Regions from separate parts of the Homo sapiens genome. Here region 1 is linked to region 2. Evidence: chromatin loops called from intact Hi-C (ENCODE). Cell type or tissue: Caco-2. All regions are shown on one strand. Region 1 has its middle 47 kb from the start of THOC2. Region 2 overlaps XIAP (X-linked inhibitor of apoptosis).

Evidence for each region. Hi-C counts contacts between places; a loop is a spot of excess contacts. Peaks named below come from ENCODE experiments on the same cell type or tissue, not always from the same donor. Only the 100,000 strongest peaks of a DNase experiment are listed, where the experiment ranks them.
Region 1: it touches region 2 in a loop (2.3-fold over the local background); 2 of 110 quality-filtered maps call a loop at or near these places.

What each region holds. Positions count from the first base shown.
Region 1 is chrX:123,778,802-123,781,301 of GRCh38, reverse strand. No RefSeq gene overlaps it. Among named protein-coding and RNA genes, the nearest start is that of THOC2, 47 kb to the right of the region's middle. In Caco-2, no CTCF peak of the experiment used is centred here; DNase peaks (open chromatin) are centred at 351, 631 and 1,221.
Region 2 is chrX:123,883,796-123,886,295 of GRCh38, reverse strand. XIAP (X-linked inhibitor of apoptosis) reads right to left here. Exons shown (of 7, transcript NM_001167.4): 2 at 1-665. The coding sequence starts at 633. Among named protein-coding and RNA genes, the nearest start is that of XIAP, 25 kb to the right of the region's middle. In Caco-2, a CTCF peak has its summit at 1,264 (motif pointing left); no DNase peak of the experiment used is centred here.

The DNA.
Region 1 (2,500 bases), 100 kb after region 2:
TGGAATAATATTATCTTTTCCCAGAAAGGATTTTTTTGTTCCTTACCAAGTGCCTGGGGCACTAATAGTATGGGAAGAGTACGGGATTACCTTATTCCAAGTTTAAATCTTGGTATTTTGTGGGCCATTCAAATGATAAATCTGATCTATAGAGGTCATGAAGGCTAATTTACTTCTGGTTCGTCCTTACTACTAGGGTGTAGCTATCTAGTTTCCAAACCCAAAGCAGGGAACAGTACACCTTAGATTCCACCTTTTGTCCCCCAGCCCCATAAACCAACAAATGAGCAGCTCAGCTTCTCACATACCTCTTTGGAATGGTCAAACACCTTAAGGTTAAAAGCTATCCCTGCATGCTATGCTAACCTCTCTGGGTTTCTGGCCTCTCTCTAAGCTTGCCTTAGTCATGACTCACCTGAAAGCATTAGTGGTCTGGAAACAAAGCTTGAGGAATTTTTTGTTTCCATATTCCAGAGTGTAGTCCTTTGAGTTCTCTCTGCACAAGAGTGTAATTTGCACTAGGAGTCCCCTTTGGCTGGTGGACAGCTTCAGCTGCTTTCTTCAGTTCCCAGTGTCCACCCCAAAGCACTGCTTGCCTATCAGTTGTTTCCTGGGCTGGGCAAATGACCCCTGGAGCAAAGACTACAACAGAATCCTAGTTGAGAGAGAGAGAGAGAGAGAGAGAGAGAGAGTGTGTGTGTGTGTGTGTGTGTGTGTGAGAGAGAGAGAGAGAGAGACAGAGACAGAGACACACACACACAGAGAGAGAGATATCCAGAGTCCAGGGTCTACTTTCCTGGTGGCTGCAGGTCACTAACTCATTGTCTCATGTGTCCCTCTCACTTAAGGAACACCTTTTGCTTGGTAAATGCCTCTGGAGGGAAGAGGCCCTGGCTCACTTCTTTCTGTTCTGAGCACAAATTACCCTCACCACCACCCTGGCCCAAGCTACCATCATCTATCTCCTGGATTTAACTGAGTTCCCAGCTTCCACCTTTGCCATTCTATTCTCCTCATAAAAGTGACTGATCCTTTAAAAGAATAAATCAGACATGTCACTTCTTAGTTTAAAACCTCCCAGTGTCTTTTAAACCCACTCAGAATAAAATCCAAAATCGTTCCCATGACCTACAGGGACTTATATAACCTGATCCCTGGTTACCACTCAGATCTTATCACCTGTACTTCAGTCACACTAGCTTCCTGCTGTTCCTCAAACAAGCCAGTTATGCTTGAGCCTCAGGACTTTGTACTTACTGCCTGCAATGCTCTTTACCTTGATATCCTCATGGCTGATTCATTCACCTCCTTTAAGTTTTTGCTGAAGTGTTACCTATCAGAAAGGCCTTCCCTGATCAGCCTATGTAAAATAGCATTCCTTTCCTTTTATTCTTTATGCTCTTACCCAGGTTTATTTTCCTTATAACACTTGTCACCAATTGTCATATTTTATTTTATTTTATTTTGTTTTATTTTGAGACAGATTCTCATTCTGTCGCTCAGGCTGGAGTGCAGTGGTGCGATCTTGGCTCACTGCAACCTCTGCCTCCTGGGTTCAAGCGATTCTCCCGCCTCAGCCTCCTGAGTAGCTGGGACTACAGGCATGCACCACCACGCCTGGCTAATTTTTGTATTTTTAGTAGAGAGGGGGTTTCACCATGTTGGTCAGGCTGGTCTCAAACTCCTAGCCTCATGATCCGTCCGCCTCAGCCTCCCAAAGTGCAAGGATTATAGGCGTGAGCTACCGCACTCGGCTACTTGTTTTTAAAAATGTTGTCTCCCTCCCCAGCTAGATTGTAAACTTCATGAAAACAGGGACATATTCTTGTATGTCCAGCATACAAGAACAAACAGTGCCTTGCACATTATAGGTGACTCATAAATACGATATTAATGAAGAAATTGTGTAACACCTATATAAAGGAGACTAGGCCGGGCGCGGTGGCTCTCGCCTGTAATCCCAGCACTTTGGGAGGCCGAGGCGGGCGGATCATGAGGTCAGGAGATCGAGACCATCCTGGCTAACACGGTGAAACCCCGTCTCTACTAAAAAATACAAAAAAAAAAAAAAAGAAAAAAAAATTAGCCAGACATGATGGCGGGCGCCTGTAGTCCCAGCTACTCGGGAGGCTGAGAGCCAGGAGAATGGCGTGAACCCGGGAGGCATAGCTTGCAGTGAGCCGAGATCACGCCACTGCACTCCAACTCCAGCCTGGGCGACAGAGCAAGACTCTGTCTCAAAAAAAAAAAAAAAAAAAAAAGAGACTAAAATTAATCTAGAGGGACAGCAAAGGATTGAATTTTGCAAAAGTAGTAATTATTCCCAAATTAATTTATATATTTATCACCATTCTGATTTTAAAACTGCACAGTACTTTTTGGATCACAAGGTCAGGAGATCGAGACCATCCTGGCTAACATGGTGAAACCCCCGTCTCTACTAAAAATACAAAAAAAATTAGCTGGGTGTGGTGGTGGGCGCCTGTAGTCCCAGCTACTC
Region 2 (2,500 bases):
TTCCCAATTTTTCAGTTTTCCACCACAACAAAAGCACTGCACTTGGTCACCAATACCTGTGTAGTAGAGTCCAGCACTTGCTAACTCTCTTGGGGTTAGGTGAGCATAGTCTGGCCAGTTCTGAAAGGACTTTAATCTAGCTTCTTCACTATACATGGCAGGGTTCCTCGGGTATATGGTGTCTGATATATCTACAACCTGCCCAGTTCTCAAAAGATAGTCTGCATGTGTCTCAGATGGCCTGTCTAAGGCAAAATGATCTCTGCTTCCCAGATAGTTTTCAACTTTGTACTGACCATTCTGGATACCAGAATTTGTAGACTGCGTGGCACTATTTTCAAGATAAAAGCCGTTGATAAATCTGCAATTTGGGGATACTTTCCTGTGTCTTCCAACTGCTGAGTCTCCATATTGCCATCTATCTACAGCTGCATGACAACTAAAGCACCGCACGGTATCTCCTTCACCAGTATAAAGAAACCCTGCTCGTGCCAGTGTTGATGCTGAAACAGGACTACCACTTGGAAAATTAGCAAAAGTTTTTAATCTATTAAACTCTTCTACAAATTCTTCTTCCTTATTGATGTCTGCAGGTACACAAGTTTTAGATCCTTCAAAACTGTTAAAAGTCATCTTCTCTTGAAAATAGGACTTGTCCACCTTTTCTAAAAAGAGAACATTATATTAGGAAATCCAAAATGTGAAACACAAGCAACAGACTTTTGTTATAGGAGCTAACAAATTATCCACTTATGACATAAAAATAACTACACGACCGCTAAGAAACATTCTAATTCTAAATACTAGAGTTCGACATTACCACATCATTCAAGTCATAAAGTAAAATCTAGCATTTTTGTTTTCTCTTTTTGAGGAAAGTAATATTTAAGCAGGCAGAATAAAACTAATAATTTTTAAATGCTTATTTTACATAAATATGTAAACTGTGATGCAGAATATATTATAATTATTAACCATGTCAAATCATTAATTAGGAAAAACATGAAAGCATAAAATATGCAGATTATTAAAATCTATGCATAATTGTTATAATGAATCATTATATATTCAAGGCATCAAAGTTGTTTTTACAAGTTAAAAAATGTTCAGAATGTTAATGAATTAATTTTTAATATCTCTTTGCTTAGCAAAATATGTTTTAATCATAATATTGGTTCCAATGTGTTCTTTAAGAGTATGAAATATTTCTGATTTTCATGCATGAATGAGAGCCCTTTTTTTGTTGTAACTGGATAATTACAGATATATATGTAACACTGCCCTCTAGAGGGTGGCTCAGGAAAAATTCTAAGTACCTGCAAACCTTAATTGCTGTTACTTTTTTTTTTTTGCCCATGACATACATGTGCCCTGCAGTTACTTTTGCTATTAACTTCCCTTGGTCAAGTAACAATCTGTTCAAATGGAAGATAAGTATTGCTGCAGTCTTATTAGAGCTGCCAAATTACAGCTGGTAATTTTAACCCAGATAAAATACTAAAAGGAACCCGTTAGGTTATGAGAAGGGTATCAATTATTAGAAAGATAATTTATCCTCCAAACCTGGACACTTCTCAAAGTGAAAAATTACACTAGTAATAATCACACTGGGACAACAGGCATAAATCAGGGTTGCCCCAGGCAAACTAGAGTATATGGTAACCCTAGTTATGAGGCAAACCTGGTTCTCCAGAATCTCCCACATTGCCTGATAACATGCTCAATATAAACTTGTCAAAGGCAAAATAAGAGAATGGTAACAATGACTCTGTCTCTATATTATGCGTGCATTAATTGATTTTTTTTTTTTTTGAGATGGAGTTTTGCTCTTGCTGCCCAGGCTGGAGTGCAATGGTGTGATACTGGTTCATGCGACCTCCGCCTCCCAGGTTCAAGCAATTATCCTGCCTCAGCCTCTCAAGTAGCTGGGATTACAGGCATGCGCCACCATGCCCGGCTAATTTTGTATTTTTTAGTAGAGACGGGGTTTCTCCAGGTTGGTCAGGCTGGTCTTGAACTCCTGACCTCAGGTGATCTGCCCGCCTCGGCCTTCCAAAATGCTGGGATTACAGGCGTGAGCCACCGCGCCCTGCCATTAATTGATTTCTTGAGAAGAATTAGCCAGCTCTTTTGCCTTTATGTTGACACAATATGCCTTAAAATTTAATCTCTTTTGGAGTAATGTTCAACACAAAGCAAGCTGGCAATGGACTTCAGTCTTTCCTGGCCATGTCAATTTATAGTGGTATTAACTCATATACCTCAACAGCTGAGTTATATCTGCATAAAACTTTTGGAATATAGTCTCCATGACTTTTGATGAATTATCATTTCCTATATGTCTGAAAACATTCCAACATTAGCTTCAAGGCCCTTTGTTGAATCAGCACAATAAACTGGATGACAAAAATCAAGATTCAAAGAAACCAAGGCTGATCAAACTCCTTGTTCTACTCTTTCCCCCCTTCTCACTCTGCACTTGACTAGTCTTAAAAAAAAC